3 separate regions of the Homo sapiens genome follow, and all the other regions are linked to region 3. Evidence: chromatin loops called from intact Hi-C (ENCODE). Cell type or tissue: heart left ventricle. All regions are shown on one strand. Each heading gives the region's core, and the rest is flanking DNA. Links, peaks and the distances in the headings are about the cores only.

Evidence for each region. Hi-C counts contacts between places; a loop is a spot of excess contacts. Peaks named below come from ENCODE experiments on the same cell type or tissue, not always from the same donor. Only the 100,000 strongest peaks of a DNase experiment are listed, where the experiment ranks them.
Region 1: it touches region 3 in a loop (4-fold over the local background); 58 of 110 quality-filtered maps call a loop at or near these places.
Region 2: a loop joins it to region 3, with 2.1 times the contacts of the local background. A loop is called at or near these places in 7 of 110 quality-filtered maps.

The regions. Positions count from the first base shown.
Region 1 is chr11:118,354,234-118,364,745 of GRCh38, forward strand. CD3G (CD3 gamma subunit of T-cell receptor complex) reads left to right here. Exons shown (of 7, transcript NM_000073.3): 7 at 1-928. It overlaps UBE4A (ubiquitination factor E4A), which reads left to right and starts at 5,367. Exons shown (of 20, transcript NM_001204077.2): 1 at 5,367-5,441. RefSeq lists an enhancer at 5,304-5,373. In heart left ventricle, for the core only: no CTCF peak of the experiment used is centred there; a DNase peak (open chromatin) is centred at 5,328; H3K4me3 peaks cover 1,653 bases; H3K27ac peaks cover 257 bases.
Region 2 is chr11:118,059,187-118,070,357 of GRCh38, forward strand. The region is part of intron 1 of SMIM35 (small integral membrane protein 35); the gene reads right to left. It also overlaps the pseudogene RN7SL828P. Among named protein-coding and RNA genes, the nearest start is that of TMPRSS4, 12 kb to the right of the region's middle. RefSeq lists an enhancer at 5,406-5,907. In heart left ventricle, for the core only: no CTCF peak of the experiment used is centred there; no DNase peak of the experiment used is centred there.
Region 3 is chr11:118,141,241-118,151,907 of GRCh38, forward strand. It overlaps SCN4B (sodium voltage-gated channel beta subunit 4), which reads right to left. Exons shown (of 5, transcript NM_174934.4): 2 at 3,817-3,989; 3 at 2,593-2,821; 4 at 1-96. Among named protein-coding and RNA genes, the nearest start is that of SCN4B, 6.2 kb to the right of the region's middle. RefSeq lists enhancers at 2,564-3,763, 3,980-4,179 and a silencer at 4,600-4,669. In heart left ventricle, for the core only: a CTCF peak has its summit at 4,246 (motif pointing right); DNase peaks (open chromatin) are centred at 4,331 and 4,851; H3K4me3 peaks cover 1,931 bases; H3K27ac peaks cover 2,426 bases.

The sequences.
Region 1 (10,512 bases), core at 764-8,763, 210 kb after region 3:
TAATTGTACAGCCATTACCATAATCCAGCTTTAGGACATTTTCTTTTTTTTCTTTTCTTTTCTTTTTTTTCTTTTTTTTTTTTTTTTGAAGTGGAATCTTGCTCTGTGGCCCAGGCTGGAGTGCAGTGGCGCGATCTCAGCTCACTGCAACCTCCACCTCCTGGGTTCAAGCGATTCTCTTGCCTTGGCCTCCCGAGTAGCTGAGACTACAGGCACATGCCACCACGCCCAGCTCATTTTTTGTGTATTTAGTATTTGTGTATCTAGTATTTGTGTACTTAGTAGAGACAGGGTTTCACCATGTTGGCCAGGCTGGTCTCCAATTCCTGACCTCAGGCGATCCACCCGCCTTGACCTCCCAAAGTGCTGGGATTACAGGTGTGAGCCACCGCGCCAGGCCCGTAACTGTATTTTAATATAGCCATTCTATGGATTTAATATGGTATTTTATTATGGCCTTAATTTGCATTTCCCTAGATACTAACCATGCTGAGTGTCCTGTCTTGTGTTTATTAACCATTCATATATTTTTAGTGAAATGTGTATCAAATCTTTTGCCCATTTTTAAGTTGACTTATTTGTTTGTCTTCTTACTATTGGGTTGCATATGTTTTTGATATAAGTCCTTTATCAGATATATGATTTGGAAATATTTTCTACCAATCTGTGGTTTGTTTTTCTTAATGGTGTCTTTTGAAGTGCAAAAGGTTTGAATTTTGAAGTACATTTTATTGATTTTTTCTTCTATATATTGTGCTTTTGGTATCATGTCTAATAAATCTTTACCAAACCCACAGTTACAAAGATTTTCTCCTGTCTTCTTTTTATACTTTTTACAGCTTTATGGTTTTAGCTCTAACAATAAATGTGATTTTGAACATACATAAGACTATTTGTAACAAACACAAATAAATTGAATTGTTGGGCACTTGTATTTGCATTTGTAATTTTATTAACTATTGCCAAATAGCAGTTGTAAACACGTACACACACACAAGTGTATATACACATATACATATATATACATATACATGTATGCATATATGCATATATACATATATGCATATATACACATATATACATATATACACATATACATATATGCATATATACACATATATACACATATACATATATGCATATATACACATATATACATATATACACATATACATATATGTATATATACACATATACGTATATGTGTATATATACACATATACGTATATGTATATATACATATATGTATATGTATATATACACATATACACATGTATATATACACATATACACATGTATATATACACATATGTATATATACACATATACACATATGTATATATACACATATACACATATATACACATATGTATATATACACATATACATATATGTATATATACACATATGTATATATACACATATACATATATGTATATATACACATATACATATATGTATATATACACATATACATATATGTATATATACACATATACACATATACACATACATATATGTGTATCTACACATATACACATATACACATATACGTATACGTGTATATACGTAGATACACATATACATATATACACACGTGTGTATATACGTATATACACAAGTGTGTATATACGTATACACACATATATGTGTGTGTATACGCATACACACATATATGTGTGTGTATACGCATACACACATATACGTATATATGACAGGGTCTTGCTCTGTTGCTAAGGCTGGAGTGCAGTGGCACAACATTGGCTCACTGCAGCCTCGACTGCCCAGGCTCAAGCAATCCTCCCACCTCAGCCTCCTGAGTAGCTGAGATTTCAGGCGTGTGCCACAATATCCAGCTAATTGCTTAATTTTTTTTATAGAGAGAGGGTCTCACTATGTTGCCCAGGCCAGTCTCAAACTCTTGGGGTCAAGTGATCCTCCCATCTCATCCTCCCAAAGTGCTGGGATTACAGGTGTGAGCCACTGTGCCCAGCCAGGTTGTACCAATATACACTACCAATAACAACAAACAAAAGTGCCTGTTACTCCATACATGTTCCAACAGTGTATTATTAAACTTTTGAATCATGCCAAACTGAATGGCTTCTCACTATAATTTTAGTTTACATTTTTCTTATTAAAAATTGGAGGCTAGGTGTGGTGGCTCATACCTGTAATCCCAACACTTCGGGAGGCCAAGGCAGGTGGATCACCTGAGGCCAGTAGTTTGAGACCAGCCCAGCCAACATGGCAAAACCCTGTCTCTACTAAAAATACAAAAAATTAGCTGGGTGTGGTGGTGGGTGCCTGTAAACCCAGCTACTCAGGAGGCTGAGGCAGGAGAATTGCTTGAACCTGGGAGGTGGAGGCTGCAGTGAGCTAAGATTGCACCATTGCACTCTAGCCTGGACAACAAGAGTGAAACTCCGTCTCAAAAAAAAAAAAAAAAAAAAAAAACTGGAGTAAACCATTTGTTTTTCCTTCTCATGATACATAAGTTCACATCTTTGGTCTTTTTCTTATTGACTTACACTAACCCCTTACATATTTGGGAAACTAGGTCTTTTGTGATATTAGTTGCAAGTCTTTTTCCAACTTTATGTGTTTTTTAACTTTGCTTTAAAAAACACATTGGTTAGTTTTTCACGCACACTTTACAATTATTTGCATGTAGTATAATTCACTGGTCTCCTATGGTCTCTAGGTTACGTTTCATATTTAGAAAGTCTTTCTCCATTTTAAAATTATCCTTTTTTAAAAGTTCCCCCATGAATTCCTCTAGCATTTTTATGGTTTTATTTTATGCATTTATATCTTTGACCCATCTCGAATTGATTTTAGCATCAGATCTAATGTAGTAACCAACTTTAAATACAGATAGTTACCCAGCTATTCCAGAAATATTATTGAATGATTCATTTTGCGTCCATTAATTTTAAATGCTGTTACAACCCCACTCGCCAGATTATAAGCTCCAAGAAGGAAAACACTTACGTTTTTTCACTATGGTATCCTTAGGAACTAGAACAGTGGTAGGCACACAAAGATTGCCCAGGGCTTTTTGTGTGTGTGTGGTAAAAGATATGTAACCTAAAATTTACCATTTTAACCTTTTTTTTTTTTTTTTTTGAGACAGAGTCTCACTCTGTCATCCAGGCACTCTAGCGCAGTGGCACGATCTCGGCTCACTGCAACCTCTGCCTCCCAAGTTCAAGCGATTCTCCTGCCTCAGCCTCCCAAGTAGCTGAGATTACAGGCGCACATCCACATGATCAGCTAATTTTTGTATTCTTAGTAGAGACAGGGTTTCACCATGTTGACCAGGCTGGTCTTGAACTCCTGACTTCAAGTGATCTGTCCACCTCGGCTTCCCATAGTGCTGGAATTACAGGCATGAGCCACTGCACCCAACCCCATTTTAACTATTTTTAAGTGTACCATTCAATGGCATTAAATATATCCACAATGTGTAGCCATCATCACTACCCATTTCAGAAATTTTTCATCCTCCTAAACAGAAACTTGGTACCCATTAGACAATAACTCCCATTCGCCTCTCCCTCCAATCCCTGGTGACCTCTATTATACTTTCTCTCTCAAGGAATGTGCCTATTCTGTGTACCACATATAAACTGAATCATACACTATTTAGTCCTTTCTGTCTGGCTCGTTTCAGTTAGCATAACGTTTTCAAGGTTCATCAATGTTTCAGCGTGTATCAGAACTTCATTCTTTTTCAAGGCTGAATAAGTCATCTGTAGCTATATACCATATTTTGTTTATGCATTCATCTGTTAATGAACATTCTGGGTTATTTCTACCTTTTGGTTATTATGAATAGTGCTACTGTAAATATATGTATACAAGTATCTGAGTTCCTGCTTTCAGTTATTTTGAACATCTATATCAAAGCGGAATTGCTTGATCATGTGGTTATACTATGTTTAACTTTTTGAGGAATCATCAAACTGTTTTTCCAAAAAGTCTGGACTATTTAACATTGCCATCAGCAACGCATACGGTTTCAATTTCTCCACATCTGCCAACAATTACTTTCCTTTTTTTTTATAGTAGCCATCCTAGTAGGTATTAAGTGGTATCTCATGATTTTTTTTTTCATTTCCCTAAAGACTAGTGGTGTTGAGCACTCTTTCATATGCTTATCCACCATTTGTACAGTTGGCCTTCCATATCTGTGGGCTCTGCATCTGTGGCTTCAACCAACCATGAATTGGAAATATTCCAAAACAAATTTCATCTGTATTGAACATGTACAGACTTTTTGTCATTATTCCCTAAACAATACAACACTATTTAGATTTATGTTGTATTAGGTATTATAAGTGATCTAGAGATGACTTAGTCATCTCTAGGATGACACAGGAGGATGTGCATAGGTTATATGCAAATACTGCATCATTTTATGTAAGGAACTTGAGCATCCTTGGATTTTGGTACCCAAGGGGGTCCTGAAACAAATCCCCCACAGATACCAAGTGGATAGTCATTCTCTTGGAATGTATCTTCTTTGGAGAAATGTCTATTCAAGTCCTTTGCCCTTTTTTGAACTGAACTGTTTGGGGGTTTTTCGTTCTTGTAGTTCTTTACATATTCTAGAGATGAATCCTTTATCAGATATATGAGTTGCAACTATTTTCTCTCAATCTGTGAATTTTCACTTGCACAGCGCTTTTAACTCTTGAAAATTATGCTGCTTCTATTATTTATGTGTATCCCGATCTCTTGCCCTCGTGACCCGCCCGTCTCAGCCTCCCAAAGTGCTGGGACTACAAGGCGTGAGCCACTGTGCCTGGCCATCTATGTGTATCTCAAAACAACCTTGTAGGATGTATACTGTCTCCACTTTACAGATAAGAAAACTGAAATCCAATCAAAGATAGCACACTCCAAAGATTGCTCCAAAGACAGCACAACAATAACAAACTTGTAGTTGTTATTGCTGTTAGTGTTATCCCTTTGAATAATAGAGAGTAACAGAAGCTGCTTCAAAAAGGTCTAGGACTGGTGGGAAAATAAGAGAGCAGACCCCCAACAGAGGTTGCGAGCAGAGCCAGGGATCACAGAGTTTTATCTGCCCTCGGTACGCTGATTTCCAAAACCCAGCCTCATATTCTATACTCCAAAGCGCACTGCCAGGTGGGCCAACTCCAGCCCCCACAATCCGATGCCAAGGCCACTTCTTGCCACTTCCTGCCCGCCTCCAGCCCGCCCCTAACAAGCTAGCGCATGCGCTGTAGGACTATTTGCGCGCCGTTCCCCCCGGTGAGCCTGCACACCGTGCTTCCGGCGCGGAGATGAACTTCCACATGCCCCGGCGCTTGTTGATGACGTAACTTCCGGTTGCTGTGCTGAGTCGGAAGTGGGAACCCTTCGGCCGCTGAGATTCTGTCGTGTCGTCGCTGCTGGCACTTCAGGCTCTGGTAAGACAGGCAATAGCTTCAGGGGACGGGGTCGTTGACTTTGCGTTGTGATATTTTCTGCTGGTCCAATGCCACTTCAAGCCTGTTCACTCTTATCTTCTCCAAATTCCTTCTCCTATGCTTTGCTAACCAGGGACCTTCTCCTTCTTGAACTTCGACCCTGTCTGATTTGGAACCCCTTACAGTGCCCCAGCTTCTGATGTCTCTTTGTACATTTCTGTCCCCATCTTTGCCAAGCCCCTCCTGGAAGAGGCCGGAGCGCTATCATTGCATTATCTTTTGACTTAACTTTCTCTAGAACGTGCCCCGGGCGGGTGGATCTCCCTCCTTCCCGCGAATCCCTTATGGAGCATGGAAGGATAAAATATAAAGAGTAGATAACAAATAGGCAGATGCCAAGAAGATAAGATTAATCGTGAGTCGTAAGCAAACCAGTTCAATGCATACGTCAGGGTGTTGATAATTCTTAAGGCAGGTGATGAGTTCACCACAGATAACTCTTGGGGCACTCTGCTTCATGTTTCCTTGGGTTTAGAAGACACTTCTAAAATTGAGTGACCATGCCTCATGACCTTATATTTGATGAGCCTTCCTTTTAGGATCAGTTTTATGCCCTGACAGCAAGCATGTGTTTAGTCTCGCTGTCATTTACTGTTTTGGTCTCACGTGGAAGCCCACCTGCGATAAAATGGGATCCAAGAAGGACTGCTGTCTGCTTTTTGACTTGAGATCCTTCTAGGCTGCAGATAGATGTGTTGATGGAATTTGTTGCCACATTAGCATGGCCTGATAGTGTTAGGTGAAACATACGACAACGAAAATTGTTTCTTAATTTCTATTTTAAATTGATATTTTAATTTCTATTTTATATTGATATATGTATTATTTGCCAGGACACAGACCTTATGGGAGTATGATTTGATAGAGCTTGATTTTGACGATCCCAGTTTTACAAAGTGTTCCAGATATTTCTGTTGAAAAACAATACCAAGTCTGATGTTAACACACTTGTGTGTTCATGAGAGCTGACAGTGGTCTTAAAGGATTAGTGGTACTATTCATAAACAAAAGCTTGTATTAGGAGGAAGTGACAGAATTTTGTAGGACAGCTATTATAGATATAGATCTTTGCAGCAAGTGTATCAGAGTGAAACTTGTTTTCAAGGAGGATATATTTTAAAAGAATCAAATCCAAAAGCTTCTAAGGTTGGTAGCTGTACCATCCCAAAGTGTCTGACAACAGGATAGTGTTGTATCTCTGTATGGCAGTTGAAAATAGGAAAAAAAATACATACATATATGTATGTATATATGTGTGTGTGTGTGTGTGTGTATTTTTTTTTTTTTTTTTTTGAGACAGAGTCTGGCTCTGTCACCCAGGCTCTGCTCTGGAGTGCAGTGGCACGATCTCAGCTCACGGCAACCTCCATCTCCCAGTTTAAAAGTGATTCTCCTGCCTCAGCCTCCCAAGTAGTGGGATTACAGCCTGGCTAAGGTGTGGTGGTATGCGCCTGTAATCGCTTTTAGTGGAGACGGGGTTTCACCACATTGGCCAGGCTGGTCTCAAACTCCTGACTTCAAGTGATCTGTCTGCCTTGGCCTCCCAAAGTGCTGGGATTACAGGCATGACCTACTGCGCCCGGCGCTGAAAATAGGAGATTATAAATCCCGAATGACATTATTGAATATTAAACAAAATATTTAGGTTTCATTTTATCGGACCTTTAGAGTGGGTGATTATCTGGGTACTCTTACTTTGGTAAGTCCATTGAACAAATCTAAACTGGCATCTCCACAAAGGTTCTCATCAAGTGATCAGTCCTCCTTTTTCCTGTAAAATTTTTCTATAAGTGACTACACAGTTTTAGCCCTTTTTTAATGAAAAAAAGTTTGTGCACAGATTTGACATACGTGTGAAAAAGATGAGCTTAGTGAAAGATAGGTGAGAACCTTTTTGTTTTTTACAGATAGTAGAGATGACAACAGAGACTTATTTCCATCCACCATTCTACACATGCCAAGATACCAAAGAACCAGTGTCTAGCCTGGTAGCTTGACCTTCCACTGCAACCTAAGACAAGTAGTAAAGCCCTTACCTTGAAGTAGGGTCATGGGTGATGCTGTTGATTACAAGGAGTTCAGAAAGAACTACATGTAAGATTGAAGCCATTCAATAACTACTTATTTAGGATTTTGTGATTGTGATGTATAATGCCAGACACAGAAGAAAGAATAATCAGATATGAACATGTAATCAGAAGAGCTTACAGCCTAGCAATGTAGAAGATCTGCTTAGAAATACAATGCAGAAAGTTTAAAATCCTAGTAAAAATAGAGGTAAAATGTAGAAAGCTAGTTTCTTTATACAGTGCAACAGTATAGTATTGAGAAAGAAGGAAGTAATGCAGTTTATGGTGATAAATTCTTTTTGTTTCTCTTGATAGTCTTTTTGTTTGTTTGTTTGTTTGAGACAGTTTCCCTCTGTTGCCCAGGCTGGAGTGCAGTGGCAACGATCTTGTCTCACTGCAACCTCCGCCTCCCAGGTTCAAGCAATTCTCCTGCCTCAGCCTCCTGAGTAGCTGAGATTCCAGGTGCACGCCACCATGCCTGGCTAATTTTTTGTGTGTTTTAAGTAGAGATGGGGTTTCTCCATGTTGGTCAGGCTGGTCTTGAACTCCTGACCTCATGATCTGCCCGCCTTGGCCTCTCAAAGTGCTGGGATCATAAGCATGAACCACTGTGCCCGGCCTTCTTGATAGTCTTAAGAGCTTCTCTGTCATATGTCCTATATTCCTGGCTTTCAGCTTCCTTTCTGCTTACGTGTTGCAGGTGATGCATGTCCTTTGTAATAATCTGGACACTTTTCAGTTGTGTTTTAAAAAACATCAAACTGGTTTAGGCATTTAGGGAAATTTTATTGGTTTTTATAACTGAAAAGTCCAGACTTATCTTTCCATCTCTCAATTCTGTTTTCTAGTGTATGTTGGCTTGGTTTTAGGCTAGGCCTTTTCTAAATGGTGTAAAGATGGCAACTCTATCTTACTGGCTTATCAACTCAATCAGGAGAAAACTCACTTTTCCGTAGATTCAGCTGAAGTCCTGAAGCTGGTATTCATTGACTCTGTTAGGCCTCCATAGTGTCTTGTGCCCACTCCTGGATCAGTTGCTTTGGCTGGAAAATGCTGTATTCTTTTTAGCCTGGCCAGACTTGTATGTTCATTCCTGGGGCTAGTGGGTGAGGTCAACCCCTTCTGAACTGGTCAGCCTCTTCTGGATTGAGTGGAGTGGATACCCAAAGGAAAAAAATGAATGTGATGTTTTAGAGAGAGAAATAACAAGAGCTCAATATACTTTTTGCATTCCTCTGGAATTTGTGGTATTTTAGGATGGAAGTAGAATGGTGGTCAGCTAACAATAAGACAATTCTTGGTGTTTTTACATTAACTACAGGTAATAATTAAACTTGTGCGGTAATTACATGGGGAAAATCCCTCTCATTAATTTCAATACTAAATATGGTATCTTTCCCTTTTTTTGCATTATTAAGCTTACTGAAATATACATAGCAAAAAATAAAATACAGAAGGCCAGGCGCAGTGACTCATGCCTATAATTCCAGCACTTTGGGAGGCCGCGGTGGGAGGATCACTTGAGGTCAGGAGTTCGAGACCAGCCTGGCCAACATGGTGATACCCCGTCTCTACTAAAAATCCAAATAACAGTTCAATTCCTTGAAGCAGTAAAGCTTTGAGCTGCACTGAGAGGAGACTAGACTGCCTAAGTCATTACAGCTAATTAGCCGTTAGCTCTTGTGTGGAAAAAATGGCAGAGGAGCATGAAGCAAGTGCTGAAGATGCCTCAGAATTGTCAAGAAATGTTATAAATAATCTCTTTCTCTGGTAAATAAGGGTAACTTTTTCGACCACATTAGCTTTTTTTTTTTTTTTTTTTTTTTGAGACGAAGTCTCGCTCTGTCACCCAGGTTGAAGTGCAGTGGCACAATCTCAGCTCTCTGCAACCTCTGCCTCCCGAGTCCAAGCAATTCTCCTGCCTCAGCCTCCTGCCTCCCAAGTAGCTGGGATTACAGGCACCTGCCGCCATGCCTGGCTAATTTTCGTGTTTTAGTAGAGATGGGGTTTCACCATGTTGGCCAGGCTGGTCTTGAACTCCTGACCTCAGGTGATCCACCTGCCTCAGCCTCCCAGGGTGCTGGGATTGCAGGCATGAGCCACTGCACCTGGCCCACATTAGCTTTTGTTGATATGATCCTGTGAGGAGTCTTGCCTCAATAAACCAAAGGTAGACCAAATGTTCTTTTTTTCTTCCTTTATACCCCTACTCCCGCTATTTCTAAGGTCTCTGTCCTTATAGCAGTTCAAGATCCTTATGAACAAAACATTCATACCCTTTGTCTCTTCCCACCCTTTTCAGTGTTGTATTTAATATTTCTATGTCATGGCCTTAAAATTTCAGAAAGGGGAGAAAGCCTTTCAGGGAGCCCTGTTTATTCTGTTGTGCCACTGAGTTCACTTGGTCTTGAATGAGGAAATGTAATCAGAAGAGTGTGAATGCAGGCTCAGCCAGCTCTACTAAACACCTTTGAGGTATCTATATTTCATATTACACAGTAGACCTGACCGTTGGAATTCGTGTTTCTTCAGTATTATTTTAAGAAATCAGGTAAACAGTGAAGGTTAGATATAGCATGAAGCAAAGACCATTTAATTTTTAGTGGAAGAAATATCAGTATTTTTAAGCCTAGAAATAAATAGATTGCTTAATCTATGTTAAAAACCCACAACATACAGCTGAACTGCTTCCAGTCCTGATTTGCCAGAGTCCAAATCTAAGATATGGGCTTTTACTTAATTTATATGTAGCTGAGAAATATCCATCCCCAGCCCTAAGTCATAGAAGTCCCTTGTCCTCACCCCAGTGAATGAGAACTAGACTGCCAGCTTAATTCTTGGGAAATCCATAATTCTTGTCTTATTATTTTTCAGTGCCACATTGTTATTACAATTAGTAGGTGAGTTCTCTCTTTGACTTCAATAATTCTTTCTACTTAACC
Region 2 (11,171 bases), core at 1,397-9,396, 81 kb before region 3:
GAGGAGTTATAACCTGGGGGGCGTGGGACTTCCTATTCACAGTAAATATCATCCCATGACACTGCTCCGATGTGAGAAGTCTCTAGAAGAGGGAAGGTCACATGAAGAACGCTGTCACCTGTGATGCCCAGGCATGGGGGTGGGGGCAGTTCTCAGTCTGGGAGGGGAAGTGGTGCCCCTCACTCCTCACACAGGTGCTGAGAGGAGGGAAGAGCACCCAGCATGGAGCCCACAGCCCTGCAGGGGTCTGGGCTCTGCCACTCACCGAGGGCTCACCTCTTACTTGGAACATGAGCAGCCTCATAGACACATCTCAGAGTGCAGAATGTGTGGAAGGTCTCTGCCAACTGTGAAGCATGACACACAAGTTGGCTGCTGTTGTTAAAAACCCAAGAGCACGCAACACGCAACAGGGGCTCTGGGGCCCAGGCAAGCAACTAACTGATAGGCCTTGGGGTGCCCTGGGGTCCGTCAGGATCCTTCAGTTTCAGCAGGTCTTCCCACATAGCTCTACCTCCATTCATTTGCCGCCTTACCTGGAAAAGCAGCCTGGAATCCCAGAGCCCTGCCTCACTCTGAGCCCAGATGAAACCCCAAACTGCTATTCCAAACCACCATATCTGAGACACAGGGTGAGGTGCTCAATCCTACTGGATAAACTTGTCTAGAATTCCGGCTCCCACGCCGGCCTAGGGATCAGAGGCCTCCCACTCCCTCCGTGACAGGGAAGATAAGTACCAAAGCAAGCTAGGAACCTAGAGGCAGGGAATGATTAGCATTTTATCTCATAGCCTTGAGCCTGGGAGTGAGTGGAGGCTGTACTGCCCTGGCAGACACACCTGCAGACCCACCTGTGAGGGCCCAGGAGGAGAGGAGTCTGAGTGGGGTGCCAGGAGGCAGCCAGGGCTGTGCCCAAGCCCAGTCCCTTTATCAAAACCCAATTCCCGCGCTCTAGGGGCTCCCTCAAGCCGTATCTACTCACATGCCTCTCCTCCAGGTCCCCCACCCATGTGGCCTGCCTAGAGTCTCTGCCCAGAGCCCAGACCACTCCCCATCCCACCACCTCTCAGGTGAACGGGGATGGGGTAGGAGGCTGTGGTCTTTCTCCCCTGACAAGAGTCTCAGCCCCACTTCCCATGCTGTGAGTGTGAGCACCCACTCCCACCTCCCCACACACCTCTTGCAATTATAATAGCTCTTGGTGCTAATGAAAGTGCTGGGAAATACAAAATCAGGTCTACTGGCATCGGAAGGCATGAGTCAGGGTTTTGCTGCAGTCTGTTTCGATTCAGCCTTTTCTTCCCAGGCCGGCAGCGAGGGCAGGACAGGGGCCAGGCAGCCCTGGGAAGCCTTAGTGGTGGAAACCCAGGGACAGCTGCCATGCTCACCTGGGAGACTGTCCTTGGCCGCCTTTCTTCTAGGCTTAGCATCCTGTGTTCCTCTGGACCCCCGGGGGTCTGGGAGAGCAACTGCAAATGGCTGTCTGGGACCCCCTTCTACAGAGTCCAGGGTGTCCCTCTGGCTGTTCCCCTCGCCACCCCTTCCTCTAATTCCCTGCCAGCTCCAGGTTCCCTGGAATGCTGGTTCTAATCTGGCTTCCAAGTCTCTCTTACCAGCCAGACATGGGTACTCCCATCATCCCTCCCACATGGCTGCCCTCATCCTTTGGATCCCCAGGCAGACACCCACCCTGGCCCCCTTTTAATTTTCCTTTTTTGATCTATAAGTAAGAGAGGGACAGAGAAAGCACTTCCAGGCTGCCCCTCTCCAGCCCTGTGACCTCACATCACAGTGTCCTGGTTGCAGGTTGAGGAACTCCAGTGGGAGGCGTCCAGGCCAGCAGAGGCTCCCAGAGGCACCGCTTCTGCTGAGTCACCCATTCTAGCATATGGTCGTGGCCCTGCTTGTTCCAAAACGGGACACCTTGCACTGCCACTCGTGACAGACACATGACACCCACAGTGGGAGTGATTGAGAGGCTATAGACAGGCCAAGGCGCAAGCCCAGCATCATTTTCAACCCCGCCTCTTCCAAGAAGGGAGGTGATTAAGACTCCAAGCTTCAGCTGCAGAGAGACCCAGCTTCAAACCCCAGTTCTGAGAGTGTTTCCCTGTAGGTGAAATGGAGAAAATAATGCCCACCTCACAAGATTGAAAAGATTGGATGATCGATTCACAGAAGGCATTTAGCAAGTTCTCCCTCAATAAGTGGCATTTCTAGCTACTTTTATGCCAATGTATTACATTTTTTAAGTAGTAAATTATTTCAGGGACTAGAGTGGCAGGTCCCCAGCTGGAGCTACCTTCTTCTTGGCATTAGTGCTCCAGGGAAGCAGAATCAGTAACTAAGTTACCAGACGAACACCGTCGGATCAAAGGAAGTGGGAGGGGTGGGGGATACTTCACCTGAGCCCTGGGAAAACCTCACAGATCCTGCTGGCCTCCACAGAGGCAACCTCTGTTAAGCAGAACCTGCTTATGTTCCCCACAGCCCTTCCTGCGACCTGGGCTGCTGGACACCGATTAGCTTGGATCTACGGGGCCCATTTCCTCTGCACCCAGGACCGCTCTTTGGTGACTCTTTCACTAGATATGATGCTAGACAGAGCCAGCATCAAGCCTCTGTCCCCATTATGAGTTGACTTCACAAAACCAACCCTCCCTGCTCAAGGGATTCCCACTTTTGCAGCCCACAGCAAAAGCATTGGCGTGTAAGTAACAATGCCACCTACCACATGGGGCAGAACCCCACCAACTGCCTCGGTCCAAGTTCATTACAACTCAGTCTCCCCTTGGAATTGGAAGGTCCTTGACCTCCCACCAACTAAGCTTCCAATTTTGTTTCATCAAAAATGAAAGTGGGGCCAGGTGCAGTGGCTCATCCTTGTAATCCCATCCCTTTAGGAGGCCAAGGCAGGTGGATCACCTGAGGTCAGGAGTTCAAGACCAGCTTGGCCAACATGGCGAAATCCCATCTCTACCAAAAATACAAAAATTAGCTGGGCGTGGTGGTGAGTGCCTGTAATCCCAGCTACTTGGGAGGCCGAGGCAGGAGAATCACTTGAACCCTGGTGGTGGAGGTTGCAGTGAGCCAAGACTGTGCCATTGCACCCCAGCCTGGGCAACAGAGCGAGACTCCATCTCAAAAACAAACAAACAAAAGTGGGTCAAGAGAGGCACCCCTGAGCTAATACATCAAGTCAGGCTTCCCTTCAGTTCACAGGGGCCAAGACCACAGGCCAGCCCAGCTCCTCTCCAGGCCCTGCTGGAAGGCTCCTTCCCGGCCAAAGCAAAGGTGACAACTGCCTCTGATGCTTCTCAAAGACCAGCTGGGAGTCAACAATGGAGACAGGTGGTTCACTTGGGCTCTGGCTTCTTCCATTTGCAACGGAGAACAGGGCATGTGGATGGGGAAAGAAGGAACCCAGGACAAGGGCTTCATCCCTCCCAACCCTCTCCTGGCCCTCCCTCCACACCCCTGCACCCTTGCCTTCTTTGTGTCTCTGAGTTTCTGCCTCTTCGTTGACTTCCATCTGTTTTTCTGTTGCCTCTTTTATTTTCTCTCTCTCTTAATTCTGTCAGAGGCATGTGAATCACAGCAATTCCAGCTTGAATAGGAGCTGGGTAAAATAAGGCTGAAACCTACTGGGCTGCATTCCCAGACAGTTAAGGTATTCTAAGTCACAGGAAGAGATAGGAGGTCAACACATGATACAGGTCATAAAGACCTTGCTGATAAAACAGGTTGCAGTAAAGGAGCTGGCCAAAACCCACCAAGACCAAGATGGCGACAAGAGTGACCTCTGGTCGTCCTCACTGCTGCACTCCCACCAGCGCCAAGACGGTTTACAAATGCCATGGCAAAGTCAGGAAGGTATCCTATTTGGTCTAAAAAGAAGAGGCATGAATAATCCACCCCTTGTTTAGCATATCATCAAGAAATAACCATAAAAATAGGCAACCAGCAGCCCTCGGGGCTGCTCTGTCTATGGAGTAGCCATTCTTTTATTCCTTTAGTTTCTTAATAAACTTGCTTTCCCTTTGCACCGCAGACTTGCCCTGAATTCTTTCTTGGGTGAGATCCAAGAACCCCCTCTTGGGGTCTGGATGGGGACCCCTTTCCTATAACACTTCTACTCTTCTTTCTGTTTCTTTCAGTTGATGATTTTCTGCTTACCTTTCTACTCTTTCTGTTTACTGTCTCTCTCGTCTGCATTTTTCTGTCTTTATTTCTAAATCTTCTTTACCCTCTTCATGTTGAATCTTTTTGCCTATTGTGGTAAATATATTTGGTCCTCAGCCCCATTTCCTGGCATACAACTCCTAAAGTCCTTAGAAACTCCAAAGGTTGTCTTTTTGTGTGCTAATGAGCTGACTGAGGCCTGGAAGGGCCTAGGTGGCTTCAGGTAGATCAGGGGCTGATCACCAGAAAGCCCAAGGCAGGATTAGAAGGTTGGGTTTTAAGCCCCACCCCTAAACTTAGGGGAGGGGAGAGGGGCTGGAGGGTAAGTTGATCACCAATGGCCCGTGGCTTAATTAATCATGCTTATGTAACGAAGTCTCCATAAAAGCCTAAAAAAGGACAGGTAGCTGAACAGGTGGAGGTTTCCAGAAGGGGACCCGACTCGGGAGGGCATGAAAGCCCCGTGTCCCTTACCCCATATCTCACCCTACGTATCTCTTCTTCTGTATCATTCGTAATATCCTTTATAGTAAACCTGTAAAGGTAAGTGTTCTCCTAAGTTCTCTGAGTCACTCCAGCAAATGAGGGAGTTGTGGGAACCCCAAATGAAGAACAATTGGCTAGAAGGTCCAGAGGCCTAGATTTGTAACTGGTGGGAAGGGAGTTGCGGTCTTGTGGCACTGAGCCCTCATCAACCATAGGATCTGTTGCTATCTGGTAGATAGTGTGGGAATTGAGTTGACTCGAAGTGTCAGCCAGTGTCTGCTGCAGAAATGATTGCTTACTGGTGTGTGGGGAGAACCCCCAGGCATTTGGTCACAGAAGTCTATTGCGTTGATGATTGTGGCGTGAGAACCAAGGGGAAAATTGAGTTTGAGTTTTTTCCTAACACACCAATCTATATCACTCTTCTTTTCTCTTGCAAAGAAAAAATTTTAAATGGGAGATCAGATAGGCACCAATCTGCCATTGATTTCATACACTGTGTTCCCCATCCACATGGACCCCAAGGTCCCACCGGAGGTTCAGGTTGGCGGTTCTGGGTGTCATCCTCAGAGTCATCACTAATACTAAAGGGTTTTGTTTGTTTTCTTTTTAAGAGAAGAAATCTCCCTATGTTGCCCAGGCTGGCTTCAAATTCCTGGGCTCAGGATATCCTCTTCCCTCAGCCTCCTGAGTAGCTGGGACTACAGGCATGTGCCATCGTGCCTGGCTTTTGTTATTGTTATTTGTCTGTTTTTTCAGGGGTGGAGATTTTTTGTTGTTTTTTTCATCACTATTATTATTATTATTGAGACAGGTTCTCGCTTTGTTGCCTAGGCTGGAGTGCAGTGGCAAGATCTTGGCTCACTGCAACCTCTACTTCCCGGGTCCGAGCCATCCTCCTACCTCAGCCTCCCAAGTAGCTGGGACTACAGGCATGTGCCACCACGCCTGGCTACTTTTTGTAATTTTTAGTAGAGATAGGGTTTCGCTATATCACCCAAGCTGGTCTCATATTTCTAGACTCAAGCGATATACCCGCCTGGCGGAATTGTGCTGGGATTACAGGCGTGAGCCACCATGCCCAGCCTTCATCACTAATATTAAACGCTAGCCTTCTCTGGGTCAAGCCCCGAGTGGGCTCTGAGTCAAGCACACCCTGCCCTGGAGTGATCCAGATATCCCAACTCAGAAATGACCAGATAAGGCCAGAATGCATATTCCTGTCCTAAAGCGTGGCCCTGTAGAGCCCTTCTGCGTGGTCAAACACCCGTCCCTCCCCAGCCTAGGCAGCTGCACAGCGCCCAAACCTGCCCTGCCCCACCTGCTTCTCCACTGCATTTCACTTTGCTTATCTCAGCATCCGATTACAGCAAGGACACTCCCAGCCTAATCTGGCTTTCCCAAAGCTTTGGCCTAGAGCACCGTGAAGAGGTAGCCTTGTCACGTCCATGATGGCTCACAGGAGGAGGAAGACAGGGTACCTGCATTTTGAGTGGTTTTGCAAAAGTGAAATATAGAGAGTGATCATGAGGCAGGAGAATAGGGCCTGGAGGCAGGGAACCTAAGGCCAATTCATACTGACTTCCTAGAACTAAATCAAAAGGAAAACCCCAACTTTCACACCTTCCGTCGCTGGCCAACTTTTCTTTTGCATAGGAGTATAACTTTGTAACTTCACTTTAGCCTCTGGTCACTTTCCACAGGCGAATCAGACATTTGCATAGGGTGTAACTTTGTAACTTCACTTCAATCTCTGGTTGGTCTCTCTCCACAACCAATCAGACTGATTGTGGTCCTCTACTTCATTTACATAGGGTGTACACTAAGTAATCAATGGGAAACCTCTAGAGGGTATTTAAGCCCCAGAAAATTCTGTACCCAGTCCCTTGAGCTTCTTGTTCAGCCCACTCCCACCCTGTGGAGTGTGCTTTTGTTTTCATTAAATCTCTGCTTTTGTTGCTTCATTATTTTCTTGCTTTGTGCGTTTTGTCCAATTCTTTGTTCGAAGCACAAAGAATCAGGACACCCTCCACTGGTAACAATCAGGGTCTGATACCTGGGATGCAGCACCCAGTGACCAGGCTAGAATCAGGAGGTCTGGACAGAGGACACCATTACTGCCTGATTTACTCATCATGACCATGACCCAGCCCGCTCGCTCACCTGGGCCCTGCTGGGGAAGAGGGGGCTGCAGCCCCAAACCAGCCACAGGACCCCCCGGACGTACGACCTCCACCCAGGGCTCTCCCTGGCACCTCTGACTCAAACTGTTCAGTCCCAGACTCTTCACCTTTCTCCCCAAACCCACCTCTGTTTGCCACCTTGGTAGGTGGTACTATTATTTGCCTAATCCCCCAGACACCTGGAAATACCCCGGGATTGGATCTCTTCGCCCTTGTTTTCCAAATCTAGTCAGTCACCAAGTCCAACGTGCATGTGAAATTGCTCTGCCCTCCTGGCTGCCCTACCCTGGGTTTGGGATCTCATCTCTCACCTGGACCGCTGCATGAGTTCCCTACTATTCTCTCTACCCCAGGCTCTCCATCCACACAGCTACCAGAATGATCTTTCAAAATAAAACAAAAACAAACAAGTCATCCTCCTGCTTAAACTCCTACTGGCTCCTTATTACCTAGAGCTGTGGTCTCCAAAGTTCTTTGATCTCTGTCAGTAACAAAAGAATTTTAGCACACATCTCTAATATATGTATTTATGTATAAATTATATTTACATACATTACCATCACTAGCCAATATCTGAAGGCATAATACACCCTGAAAGACAGAGTAGTACTAACATCAGGAGACTTGAGACTATACTTCAAATTATCTTAGCCGGGCATGGTGGCATGCCTGAGTCCCAGCTACTCAGGAGGCAAAAGGATCACTTGAACTGAGGAGATCAAGACTGCAGTGAGTCGTGATCCTGCCACTGCACTCCAGCCTGGGTGACAGAGTGAGACCTTGACTTAAAAAAAAAAAAATCAAAACATTATCTTGATAATTCTGGATTTTTTTTTTTGCCAGTTTCTATCAAGTAAAATGAGATTGTTACAATTTTACACTCAAGATAGAAAGATAATGGGAGCCCCTTCCGAATAGGGGAGCAAGAGCCTGGCCATTTGCTTGTGCTTGCCTGCATCCTTCTCTTAATCCCTGATATCTTTTCAGGAAATTTCCTAAATACCTTGTCCATTGTGTGAGGATTAATTTAGTTAAAACCAGATGAGATCACCGAGAAATCCACTTCACAGACCATGTGTAAACATGTCACAATATGCTAACCCCCTCAGACCCTCGCAGATGCGCACAACATGTGGGCCATTGACACAGGGTCCAAGTGCAGACACGAGGCCAACCTGTACATTAAATATTACAAATGCACCAGGTGCGGTGGCACGTGCCTGTAGTCACAGCTACTCGGGAGGCTGAGGCAGGAAGATCATTTGAGTCCTCACTTGAGTTCTGGGCCTCGGTTTGCTATGCTCATCAGGTGTCCACACTAAGTTCAGCATCAATATGGTGACCTCTTAGGAGCAGGGGGCCACCTGGTTGCCTAAGGTAGGGTGAACTGGCCCAGGTGGGAAATGGAGCACCTCAAAACTCCCGTGCTGATCAGTAGTAGGATCATGCCTGTGAATAGCCACTGCACTCCAGCCTGGGCAGCATAGCGATACCCTGTCTCTTAAAAAAAAATTGGCTGGGTGCAGTGACTCATGCCTGTAATCCCAGCACTTTGGGAGACCAAGGCAGGCGGATCACCTGAGGTCAGGAGTTCAAGACCAGCCTGGCCAAGATGGTGAAACCCCGTCTCTACTAAAAATACAAAAAATTAGCCAGGTGTGGTGGTGCGCCTATAGTTCAACTTCTCGGGAGGCTGAGGTGGGAGAATCGCTTGAACCCGGGAGATGGAGGTTGCAGTGAGCCGAGATCACGCCATTGCACTCCAGCTTGGGCAACAGGAGTGAAACTCCATCTCAAAAAACAACCACAAAACAACAACAAACATATATATATATATATATATATATATATATATATATATATATATATGAAAAGTTTAGTTGTTTTCTTTGTTTTTAGTTAAGAAATACACAGAAATAGAAGTTTCTCTATTTTTTCGCTATCCCAATGGTTTGTCTTGCATAATTTCTGGGTACAAGAACTCTAGTTTAGGGGCTTCCAGTACATAAGGTCTGTGTCCAAATTCCTTACCTGTGTACAGATCCTTCAAAAGAAAATGTCTATTGCAAGAGTTTCTCATAACTGGAGCCATGTATGATTCATCTCCCCGGTCCCAGCACCAAGCTGCCACAGAAAGGATGCTCAGTATCTGTGGGTCAGTCACCATTTCCCCAGCGCACACAGCCTCCTCTCTGGACTGGATGCTCTTCCTCCCATTGCACCCCTGGTTTTCCACCTGACAAAGTCCTGCTCCTCCCCGTAAGCTCAATCCAAATGCTCCCTCCTCGGGGAGGGAGCCCTCCGGCTCTGTGTGCTCTTTCCTCTTAGAGTTTGCCAACAGGATGACAGCACGATCTCTGTGTCGAGTCTCCCTCCCGGCCTGTGAAAGAGCTGCGGACAGCGCCTTATTCATCTTTGTGTCCTCAGTGTCCAGCACACTAGAGGCGCTCGTAAACGTTGGATGAAGGAGAGGCTTTTACAGAGACGGGGGTGAGGCCAAGAGACAGTCTGGGCCCAAAGATTTCAGTTTCAAGAACTTTCATTCTCAGCCTGAACCCACCCCTCTGCAGGCAGCCTGGGGAATGAGCTGGGGCAAGGATGAAGGAGGGAGGCTGAGGGAGGGTGAGCCAGGATGGTACCTGCATGTGGAACCTCACAGCGCTGTTTCCTGCTGGCCTTTCAGGCTGCAGATGAAATCTACTGGGAAAAGCGAGAAACCCGGGGTAGCGGAGTGACCTTCCACCACCTGGCGGCACTGTGTCTGCATTCTCGGCCACCCCACAGAGGCCCAGCGGCATCCAGGAGCCGTGGTCTCTCCCCACGCATCACTCCGTGGCCAGAAGCACTCAGTCAAGCCAGAGCCACCAGCATTATCAATACATTATCATCCGTGGGATTTGGCAAGGCCTAACCACGACGATCTAAAAGCATTCTCTCTTCCAACAGGTTCAACCCAAAGAACTCATTTGTTAACGGACCACCATTGACTCATCACCCTAATGGAAAACTGAATCATCCCCAGGTCTTCCCCCCGTCAGTCCTCTCTATTCTGCATCAGCAGCATCTGTGAATGCCAGCACCCCAGCATCCCACACTGCACCTGTGCTCTGGGTCTGCCTGCCAAGTACAGGCTGTGAGGTATCGGGCCACCCCCTCAGTTCCCTCATCTGTAAGATGGGAACATCAACACTTTGTTTGCAAGGTTATTAGATATCTTATATATGCACAACACAGAGTAGAATGTCAGTAAATAATATTCGTCTTCCTTTTCTTCGTCTTCATGCCGGTAGACCAGGCCTTAATTAAGATCTTCTCCATCTCTTGCCTGAACTATTGGCACTGTCTCTAACCCCCTCTCCCTGCCTCGCCCCCACACTACTGCCAGAATTATCTTCCTCTGTGGCAGGAGTTATGTTTTAAACCAAAGTCACTCTACCAACATTTACACACCTTTCGTTTGCCAGTCACTGTGCTGGTGCCACAGATATAAATAAAGGAGAGATCTCCCAGGGAGCTCAGTACAGGGGCTTCATATATGCTTTAGAGACTGTTTTAGTTAGAATACTGCCATGGCTTCAGCGTGTGTCCCCAAAAGCATGTGTCGGAAACTTAATCTCCAATGAATAGTGTTGGGAGGTAGGGCCTAAGGAGAGGGTATTAGGCCACGAGGGCACAGTGAATGTATTATTCTGTTATCTTGGGAGCTGGTTCCCTATAAAAGGATAGAAAGAAGTTCATACAAGGCCAGGCGCGGTGGCTCGTGCCTGTAATCCCAACACTTTGGAAAGCCGAGGCGGGTGGATCACCTGAGGTCAGGAGTTCGAGACTAGCCTGGTCAACATGGCAAAACCCCGTCTCTGCTAAAAATACAAAATTAGCCAGGGGTGGTGGCAGGCACCTGTAATCCCAGCCACTCGGGAGGTTGAGGCAGGAGAATCACACAAACCAGGAAGGCGGAGGTTGCAGTGAGTCGAGATCATGCCATTCACCAAGGCAATACAGCTGGGAGGCAACAGAGCTAAGATTTAAAGCTATGCACGGAGGTCATTCCAAGTATATGTTGTTCATTATCCGGATACTGAGAAAAACAAATGGGATAAAGTAAATCTATACCATTTACTTTCTAGCCAGATTCTTTTTTTTCCTTTTCTTTTTTTTGAGGTGGAGTTTCACTCATTGCCCAGGCTGGAGTGCAATGGTGCGACCTCGGCTCACTGCAGCCTCCGCCTCCCGGGTTCAAGTGATTCTCCTGCCTCGGGCTCCCCAGTAACTGGGATTACAGGCACCTACCACCACGCCCAGCTAATTTTTGTATTTTTA
Region 3 (10,667 bases), core at 1-8,000:
TGAGTTTCTTGATCAGCAGGATGAGGATGAGGAGCCCGATGACCCCGCCCACGACAGCCAGGATGATGAGTGTCACTGTGTTGTCCACTTCTTCCACTGTGTGGCCCGAGTAGGGAGGAAAGGGAAGGCACAAAGGGAGCAAGAGTCAACCTGGAGCCGAGAACTGTGGCAGTGCAAGGGCCATGTAGCCTCCACCCCCTGGCATCCGGGGCACATCCACTCCCAGACCCCCAGCCCTCCCCAGGCCTGCAGCAGGAAGCTGGAGAGGCAGAGCATGGCATCTATCAGGCTAGGGCACACATAAGGGGCCCTCTCCCCCACCCTGCACATGCCCTCCCACAGATGCACTCACACGAGTTCTGGAATAAATCAGAATTGGAGCCTATAACACTCAAGTTTGAGTGGTGACTTGATCCCCAAATTGCCAGGCGAAAATTTCATTGCCTCTTTCTAGACCCCTTTGCTCACACAGAAAAAATTAAGAACCTCCCTATGATACCTCTTAGATGGTGAGAAGATTTTGGAGTCAGATAGTCTGAATTTTAAGCATGGGATTTAACTGTCACTAACTAGCTGGCAATGTTGGGCAGGTCATTGAACCCTCCTAGCCTCAGTTTCTTCATCTGAAAACTGAACTCCTGACTGCTTCCGGAACCTGCTCCACCCACAGTCTTCCTCCTCTCCACTGAGAACAACTTTATCCTCCCAATTGCTATAACCACAATCCTTGGAGTCTTCTTTGATGCCTTTTATTCAAACGCTTTATCCAAGCTACCTGAGAATCCTGACAGCTCTAACTTTAAAATATTCCAGAATCTGATGGCTCACAATCTCCCTGGCCCTGGCCCAAGCCACCTCTTGCATGGATGTCTGCAATAGCTTCCTAACTGATCTCCTCCCTCTATCATCTATTCTTGGCATAGGGGCCTGAGTGAACCTGTTCAGGCCCTAACTCCTCTGCTCCCAGTGGCTCCCACCTCACTCACCCTTCCAGCAGGGTGATTACACAATCTGGCTTGACCTGACTCATCTCTCACTCCTTGCCCTGCTCCAGCACTAGCCTGCTGTGATTCTTCACGCATCTGCCTCAAGGCCTTTGCACTCACTGTTCCCTCCCTATCTTCCCAAAGATGCCCTCATGGCTCCTCTCTCACCTCCTTCAAATATCCCCACTCTATCGCCTTTTCCAGAGAGCCCTTCCCTATTCACCCTGCTGGCACCCCATCTTTCTTTCCTGCTTTATTTTTTCTTCTTAACACTAGCCATGTTCTCTTTTACAATATCATTTTTCTTCTTTATTTTCTATTGGTATCTCCATACACAGAAGAGGAGGAAGGTAATCTCCATAAAGGCAGGAATTTGTCTATCTTGTTCATATCACATCCTCGGAATCTAGAATAACGTCTGCCCCATACAAGGTGCTCAGTAAATATTTGTTGAACAGATGGATGAATGAATCCATACAGATGGAGAGACGATCCACCTCAAGGGAGCTGGTGAGGAGCAAAGGAGCTAAAATCAATGACAGCAACTAACTCGGGATCTGGCACCCAGAAAACGCTCCACAAATGCCCGTTCTCTTCCTTCTGAAAAGGCTGAGTACAAGCTGGGTGACAGAAGCCCAGACAGAAAGGAAGAGGTGACACCATAGGCAGACCTATGACTCCAGGCTCAGAAAAGCTGATTGGATAACCTCTGGCTCCGCCCTTGCATACTCGAGATTGAACTCACGGGTGTCTCCCTCTCCAGGGACTCAGTGTCATCCAGGAGAGCAGCAAACTCCCGGTACACACAAAATGCAGCAGAGTCAGGATCCTTGCGCAAGTCCCCTTCCCTTTTTCTCTCTGCTTCTGCACTTCCCTAGTCTTCCAGGCCCCTCCCCTCAGTGGGGCCATGCCTCACTTCTCCAGCCCTGGTTATCATATCCTCCTTCTCTAACCACACCAGGTCTGGTCAGGGACCACCTGGCTCCTTTTCATATGCACCCTCCTTGTATGATTGGTCCTCCTGTGTCAGACTGGAATCCTAGGTAGGATGTAAGCCCCCAGAGGACAAGGGCCATGTCTTACTCCATCTCTGTTGTTTTCACCTCTACTGACAGATGTATGCATCATGTTCTGCCCATTCTAGCTATTTATTTATCTTCTGTCCTACCTTGTACTGTGAATTCCTCAAGGAAGAATGTAATGTATCACTCATAGCACTTTTTAGTCCAATGCCTGACATTCAATCAATTTTTGCTAATGGAATACCCAATGGTATTAATAATCAGTATATACGGAGAAAACCCTACTAGCCACAAAACACTACCAGGTAGCTTCTCTAACCACAACTCTAGGAAAATGAAGCCATATTCCCATTTTACAGATGAGGAAAACGAGGCTTAGAGAGTATTTCATAAGCTATTTGGTAGCAGAATAAGTGTTCAAGCTGAGCTCTTCTAGCTTTTAGATGTAACTCCAGCAGCTCTGGAAAGTGTAAAGCAAAAGAAAACACCAACACGGTCCATTTTGCCATTTCACTGTGATGCTGAGTTGGGTGCCTCCCAAGTCCTTCCCACGCCACTGCCCTGTGCCAGCCCCTACTGCATACGTCTATCAACGACTTGGAGGAAGATGGTGGCGTGGTGCTGGAGATTATTCTCCTTGGGGTTCTTCACATGGCAGGTGTATTTGCCCGTGTCGCTGAACTCCAGGTCCCTCAGCACAATGGAAATGTTGTTCATCTTCTCCTTAGTAGAGCCTACCAGAGTGATGCGGTCATCGTCTTTCAACGTCACCTTGGGGTCAGACTTCTCATTCTTCACAGTCCCCTCTATGAGCTGGTGGAGGAAGGGAGTTGGGGTGAGAAAGTAGCCGAGAAAGAATCGGGGTCCTCAAGGGTCATGACATCACACCAGCCCACTCCTTGGATGCCTCCCCTGTCCAGGACCAGGAAGAGCCTGTAGTCACGCCCTGCTCCTTCCCCCCATGGTTTCCTCTTCCAGCGTCAATAGCTCTGCCTGTCTAACCTGAATTTTACTTGTTTCAGGCTAAACCCATTTCCTTTTATTAAGGTCTCCCTGGAATGCAGCACAGCTCTTACTGCTCTCTTCATAAAAGCCTTTTACCTAATGACTCCTGCAAGCACCGCACTCATCTCCCTCTGTCACCTCCCACCCAGCCTTTGCTGACACCATGTCACCTGCCCAACTGAATTTTGGCCCCCTGTCAAGACCTGGATCAATCCCACAGCTCTGCCCGTCAGCACCCTCTGAGGTCAGCATTTAATTATAACCAGAGTTGGTCTCTTGTGGCTTCCCTGTGAAAGTCTCAGGTTGGATCCCCCACTAGATTGTAGAGTGAGTACAATCTAGTGAGTTCACTCCCACCCCCACCGCAGCCGCGCCAATGCTCCTGCAGCTCTCCCTCTCTTCCTCTCTCTTTTCCCTGCCAGTCCAGCTTCTCAGCCCTTCCCTCATTCAGACTCTTCTCATTCCTTCTCTCCAAGCTTTCCAAGGCCTTTCTCTCTCCTGTTTCTTAGACTAAACTATTGATTTTTAGACAAGCAATCCAAGCTCCGGGTGTTTCTTAAGACCAGACAGAGGACTCTAGCCAAGAATTCCAACAGTCCCCGAATTCTGGCAACACGATCTAAGCATCTCTCCCAGTTACATCCTTCCTGGCAGGCTCTGAAAAGAATACTGGGAGAAAGGGTGGCAAAAGGTGGGTTCTGGGGACCATCGCAGTGGGTCTCAGTCCAGAAGGGACCAGAGCGTAGGAGGCGAGGCATGGGTGAGGGAGGCTGGGCTGTACTGTTCTTCCTCCAAATACTTACAATCTTGAATGCGTCACTGCTGTTGTAGGTCCACCGGAAGTGGAGGTCCTCGAAGCCAAAGCAGCTGGAGAAGGTGCAGGGCAGCAGGATCTCCGTGCCATTGACAGCGTAGATGTCGGTGGCCTTTCCCACAGACACCTCCAGCGACAGGGTTACGGGGAGCAGGAAGAGGCCTGTGTAAGGAGCACCGCCTCCCTTAATAAAACCCCACCAGCCTGGAGCTCTGGAAGGGGATGCTTAGGCAGGGCGGAGTAGCTTGGCCAGGCAGGTAGGTCTCTATCACCCTCAGTGCCAACCTCGGGAGGATGGCTGTCTACTCCAATCAGCACCGCCTGGGCCACCCTCCATCATTCTCCATTTCTCCCCTGGAAAGGACTGAATTCTGGACCAGGGAGTAGCCCTTGTTGCGCTCTGGATGACCACCAGGGGTCACCCCAACCCAAGGAAACAAAGGCCTGGCCACTGCCGCGAACCGCGCCCCGGCTCCGCCCCTCACCTGGGGACGCAGTGCCTGGAAGCGCTCCTGCCGCACCCACTCCAGGACGCGCAGGGCGGGCTCCCTTCTGTTTGCAGGGGAATTCCCCTAGGACAGTACGCGCCTCTCGCCAGGTTTTCAGGACTGACGGGCGGGGCGGTCGAGGAGGGGGAAGAGCCGGGTCCCGTAAGGTGAAGAAGAGAAACGCGGCCGCCGCAGTCCCGGGCCGCCGTCCAGTAGCCTCTCGTTCCCCCGCCCTGGAGGCTCCTCCCTGGTCCCCAGGGGCAGAGAGGCAGAAGGACACGTTCGGGCTGGACCTCGCTGGGCCAGCCGAGTCCGACGCCCTCTGGCCGCCAAACGGGACCCTGGGAACCGCAGGAAGACGGCCTGGCAGGGGGGAACACGGCGGGGGTGGGGACCGACGCGGGGCTTGGAGCTTGGCAGCCGCGGGGGCGCGCGGGCGCAGCCAGGGTGGGAAAGTCAGTGGCAGAAGACACCCTGGGGAGGGATTCCGGGCCAGCCCGAGTGCACGCGCGCGGGGGCGGGACGGGGAGGGCGCTGGACCCGCGGTCCCCTCCTGAGCCCTGCAGCCCGGCCTTCTCGCCACACTCCGCCCCCTCGTCCCCGAGCGCCCCCAGGCTTCTTTCTCACGCTTCGAACCTCCGCCCCAGCACTCCGATGCGGCCCCCTCCGCTGGGACTAGGCCTCTCCACTCACGGCCTCCAAACTCCCGCTCCGGAGTCCTTGTAAGGGGGCCTGGTTCCCCGCCACCCCGCCCCACACACACACCCACCCCCAGTCCTGCAGATGCCCCAAGGAAACCCCACTCGCCTCAAGGTCGGTGGAGGCGGGGGCGGGGAGGGTGTCTGGAAGTGGATGCCTGCCTCACCTCCTCCCTAGAGGACACTGGCACCTTCCAACCCCACTCTCAGGAAGGCCCTCTGTTGTCTAACTTAATTCCCTGTTCTGCATCATAAACCTCTTGTTTTGCCCCCACCGGATGATAATGCGTCTGAGCAATGCTTTTCAAATGACAGAAAAGGATCTCCAAGGACAGCAGGCAGCCCTGCTTGCTCAGCTTCTTCCTGTGCCCTTAGCTTCTGATGACAAAGTGAAGTGCTTATATCCCCCAGCCCTAAAATCACACCCCGTGGTCCAGTAACCCCATCGTGATTCGGCCATTGTCGCTAACAATAGTACTAGCTGATATTAACTGAGCATCTACTATGTGCCAGGCACATTTCATCCTCACGGCCTGTCCTATGAGTCACGTACTATTATAGGTCCACATTGTAGGTGAGACAACTGAGCCTAGAGAGGTTATGTAACTTGCCTAAGAGACCCAGATCTACCCACCAGGGCTCCAATTAGTGCTGGGAAGTTATTTCAATTAGCCTTTATTTTTGGCCAGCTCCTAGGATTTGTGGCCAACCAGGATTTGTTCTAGAGCCATGGTTTTCAAACTTGAGAGCGCATCAGAATCCCCTGGAGAACAGTTACGGCTGGCTCCGCCCAGCCCCTGGAGTTCTGATTCAGGTCTGGAGTGGAGCCTGAGCTTTTACATTTCGAGAAAGTTCCCAGGGAATGCTGTGCGCAGGGACCACACTTTGAGAACCACGGTGCGAGAGGATTTGTGCATACTAACTACGACTTTTATTAGAATGCTCAAAGGCAGGTATAATGTTCCCATTTTATATATGATGAAACTGAGGCTCAGAGAGTTGACTTGCCCAGGGCCACAGAGTAAATGGTGAATTTGAGACTGAGCAGTTACTATAGGATAGGAGAGGTATTTTATATACACTGTCTCATTTAACCCTCATCATAATCCTATAAGTTACTATTTTTATTCCCAATAAACAAATGAGGAAACAGGCTTAAAAAGATTACCTTGCTCATGGCCACACACCCAGTGAGTGGAATAAGCAGCGTTCAGATATTAGCCCCTTTCCACCACTCTGTGACCAACCACACTCTCCAAGAAAAACACTGCTATCAGGGCTTAGCACTCCATAGAACTCCTGCCTTTCTGTTTACCTCTGCCCTCCTCCGCCCCATCTCCCCCAGAGGTCTAGGGACAGAAGCCAGACACAAGATCCCACTCTCCAGTCTGCAGCCAGCACTAGAACCTTTTGGTGGGAGATACCAACTCTGCTTCCCACCCTCCACAGCCCCCACAAACAGGAAGTGAATGCAGAGCAGTGGACAGGGAAGCTGTCAGACAAGGCAGCTTCCTGATAGCTAATGGCCTCCCTCAGGGCACCAAGGAGTGTGGCAGCTCCTCCTCATCAGCATACCGGTCCAGGAATCAGGGTCCTGGAGGAGATGGGGGAACTCAAATCCGTGCCCAAATCTCCCCACCTCAACCCTAGCCAGAAAGAGATATTCAAGAGCACAAAAGATGCGTGCGAAAAGGAAATCTTATTGATTGCTTTAAATAGAAGCAAAAACGAGCAAAAGATGGGTCCAGAAGAGAGGGGAACACTGTATCTTTAAGGTCTGGCTCATGACACAGTACACGTTTCTGCCTGGTTTGTGTGCACCTATGTGGATGACTTAAGTCCAATACACTCAGGACTCTGCAAGTGAAGCATTGCCATTTCCTCAGTAGCTGGGAGGGGAAAATGAAAACCGGCAGAAATGGTTTCACAGAGTCCAGAGCCCTGCCCGAGTGAAAGCATCAGAGAGGGTGGGCAAGCCTGGCTTCTTCAGTGCACAGCCCTCCCAGTCGGGAGTCATGCAGTCCTGCCAGTTATGTCTGGGAGGGTCATGCACAAGAAAGCCGAGGGGCCTGCCTCCCATTGAACTCAGTGTCTCCTATGAGGCTGCTCTGGGGGAGAGGGGGGAACCAGGGGCAGGTGTTGGTCCACAAAGGCCGCCGGAGGGCTGCTTCAGGATGACCAAGTCCAGAGAGGACTGGTGAGCATGCGCAAGGCAGGCCCCACTCTGCCAGCTGACCTTGAGAAAGTCAGAGGTGCCACATCCGGTGTGCATATCCCCAAGCCAGGGCAGGGATGCCTCTTTCCTACTTCTCAAGCTTGGTGTGAAGCCAGAACAGGAGATTATAAAACACAAGAGGGGCCGCCGTGAGTGGGCACCCTGCAGGTAGAGGAGGGTGGTATTTGAAAGGGGAGCAGGGGACAAGGGTGTCCCTCATCACAGGTAACCAGGGCACCCCTAGCTTCCCTGAATAACCAGTGTCAGCCAAGAATGTCTCCAGGCCATTCCCACATTGATCTGTATTTTCACCCTCTACCACTTCTTGGCTTATTTCCATGTGGCCATTTCCCCGGAGTAAAGAAAGCCTTGCTTTGCTGTTTTCTAAAGTTAATTCTAGAATGTTAAAGTGTACGTGTGTGTGTGTGTGAGAGTGGGGGGCCTCTTTCCGGCATTGTGGAATTGAGGAACAACTCTTCCCAGTCCTGATCCTGTGGAATTCCATCCTGAACCCCAAAATCTTGCTTTTCCTCACTAAAAAGCCACTCTCAGAGCAGCCATTTTCTTTGCCTTCTCTGAAGTCCTGGCCCCCTGCCATCCTCATCTGGGGTTTTGTCTGAGGACTGACTCAGGATCACTTTTGTTAAAGTGGAAAAGTATTCAGCACATGCAAATCATATTATTAAATATTCACACCAGCAGGAATCTTATGGCAGCTACCATATATCCCAAGGCAAATGTGGAGGCAGAAAACTTTCCACCACCTTTTCCCACATCCAGGGATCACTCACAGCCACCCCAGGATGCGGGGAGGAAAGAGGGGCAGGCTGGTACCCACTCTAAATATAGCTCTGAGGGCTTGCTGGCATGGCAAGTGGACACACGGCTGACTTTAATAGGGAGGCTGATACACTCTGGCCCAGGGAGAGTTAGAAAGGCTCAAAGTTAGAGCTGGGGGGCAGAAAGTGGGCTGAGGCCAGCAGGACAGGACCCCTCCTGGGGTGCAGGCCCTGGGGGCTTTGGGAGGCAGGGATGGGCCAGGTAAGGCCCCTGGGCCCAGAGACAAAGGAAAGATTTCAGCTTTCTCTCCCTAGGCAACCTACCTGCTTCCTGCCCATCCCCAGGAGCTTTGCTGGTATGAAAGCATGCCCCTGAGACAGCATGGGATGCTCAGTGAAACCAGCTTTGCAAACAAGTCCCAGCAGCATGCCTGTCCCTCCTCTTACAGGCCAGAGAGCAGGTTGTGTTGGCACGGCCCACCCCTGGCTTATGCAGAGATCCCTACACCTCCTTGAGGACTGGCAGCAGGGCAAGGTGGTCTGCTGTGCCCAGTCTCCCTCTCATGCTGATCCCACCAGAAGGGGGCCAGTCATAAGAGCTTTGGAACTCCAGCCTTCTCTCTCAGGTGCCCCCACAGGCTTGCACCTCCAGCAGGTTCAGAAGGAGAACTAAGCATGTTTTCCAGATTCAAACCCAGGATTCCAGATTCAAACTCCCTCCACTTCTCCCCTTTCCTCTCTTCTCCACAGTCTCCTTGCTTCTTCTTTCCTTTTTCTTCCTCTGAGTGGGACTGAGCACCCTCTCCTTAATTGCATTCTCATTAAACAAGCCCTTAATAAATACACACCAGGGGAAACAGGGTTGTGCAATAGAGCACCCTCACAAGTGATAATTAAACACAGATCACAGCAATTAAGTAAATGGGGGAACAAGGAAGGAGTGGGCAGGACAGAGATATTACCAGTTACATGCTTAGGAAGAGATTGGAAAGCACATAAACCTCAATGGCAATAATATAGCCTTGGAAACTGCTTCTCAGTTTAAGAAAAGGGTATTTTGTTAGGTTATCAAAAATCACTTTGGTCTCAGTCTGTGAGACTGGGTTTGATACGGGGAGAGGGGAAGAGGACTCCTGGGAGTTCACTGCTCTGTACCCAGTCTCCGAAGCTGTGAAAAGAGCCGCTCTAGGCCCCTCAAGTCTTTATCCTTCCACACTCATGCCCCAGAGCCTCACTTATTCTTCAGCCCTAAGCACAATCACTATTTACCTTCCCCCTCACCAGACTTGAGTTAAGTGGGAAGCAGCGTGGTGTGACAGAGCCCAAGAAACTTAGATTCTGTCCCACTTGGCCATCAATTGGCCATGAGCCCCTAGACAAGTCACCATCCCTCTCTGGACCATGACTTCCTCATCCCTAGGAGAGTTCTGTGCTCTGCTTCCCAGAGTTGCTGCCAACTCTGATGTTCCCAGGGAACACCTCCAGTTGGCTGTCCAGTCGTCTCTGTATCTCCCCCACTGGACTGAGAAGCAAGGATGTCATCTATGTCCCAAGCTCAGACCAATGCCCCTGTGAGGGCTCAGTCAGTATTACCTGGTCAAGGGCCAAAGGGACTTTGGTTGGAGTCCCTCTGCAGACCAGAGGGGCAGGGGACAGAGCAGATGAGGCCAGTCCTGGGGCCTGCAGGTCTCCCACCTACAAGTCACTCTGCTTTCTCCTGGGCTCCCAAAGGGTAGCTCAGAAATTCATCTAAACCTATATCAATAGGCCTTAGCCCCTACCTGGTCTATACAGCTGAACAGTCCTTGGAGAAGGTGGGGCTTCCACCTGGAGCAATGTACCAAGACTGTGCCTACAATCCCCCTTACACACGTGCACACACACACACACACACACACACACACATCATTTTCAGGGCCCTCTTGGTTGCCCACAGAGGCCTGGTTCTATGAGTATTCTAACAAACAAGGGACTGGCATCCCACCACCCAGGAAGGTAAGCCAGAGGTGTGAAGTGGGGTAGTTTAATGACTGGCTGAGTTTGAATTCCTCAGTGATCCTTTACCCCTGCCATTGCCACCATGGGGACCTGGGCTGATCTGAGATGGGATGAGGGGAAGTAGCATGGAATGGCGCTGTGCCCACCCTGTGAAAAGGAGCCTCAGGCGTCACTAAGGCCCACTTCATTAAGGTCACTGTGAAACCAGCATGACATCTGTGCCAAGGTACAGGAGAAAACAAGGGTGTCTTCCATCTAGCGGTACAGAGGTAAATAAACATCCCAAGTACAAGAAATACTCTCTCCCCTCTTCACCACCAGGCACCAACCTGCTAGATCTGCACACAGTTTACATTCGCAGAAACAGTAGCCACTTCCCTTATAGGGTTCTGTCTCCCTGTTTTCAGCAGAAATACCTACACCGTGTGTCTTACCCAATGCAGGGAGCTGCCAAAAGCCAAATCTGACCAATATAAACAGGAAGAGATGCCGTTGCCAGAGATGGAGTCGGCTTACATTAAAGTCTGGCTATGATTTATGAGGAGATTACATCCTGGATGAATAAATATCATTCCCTAATCTCTTGGAGTTTGACACTCAAAACTCTCATGTGCATATTAATAGATATTAATAATGCTTCTTCCTCCGTGTCCTCTGGACAT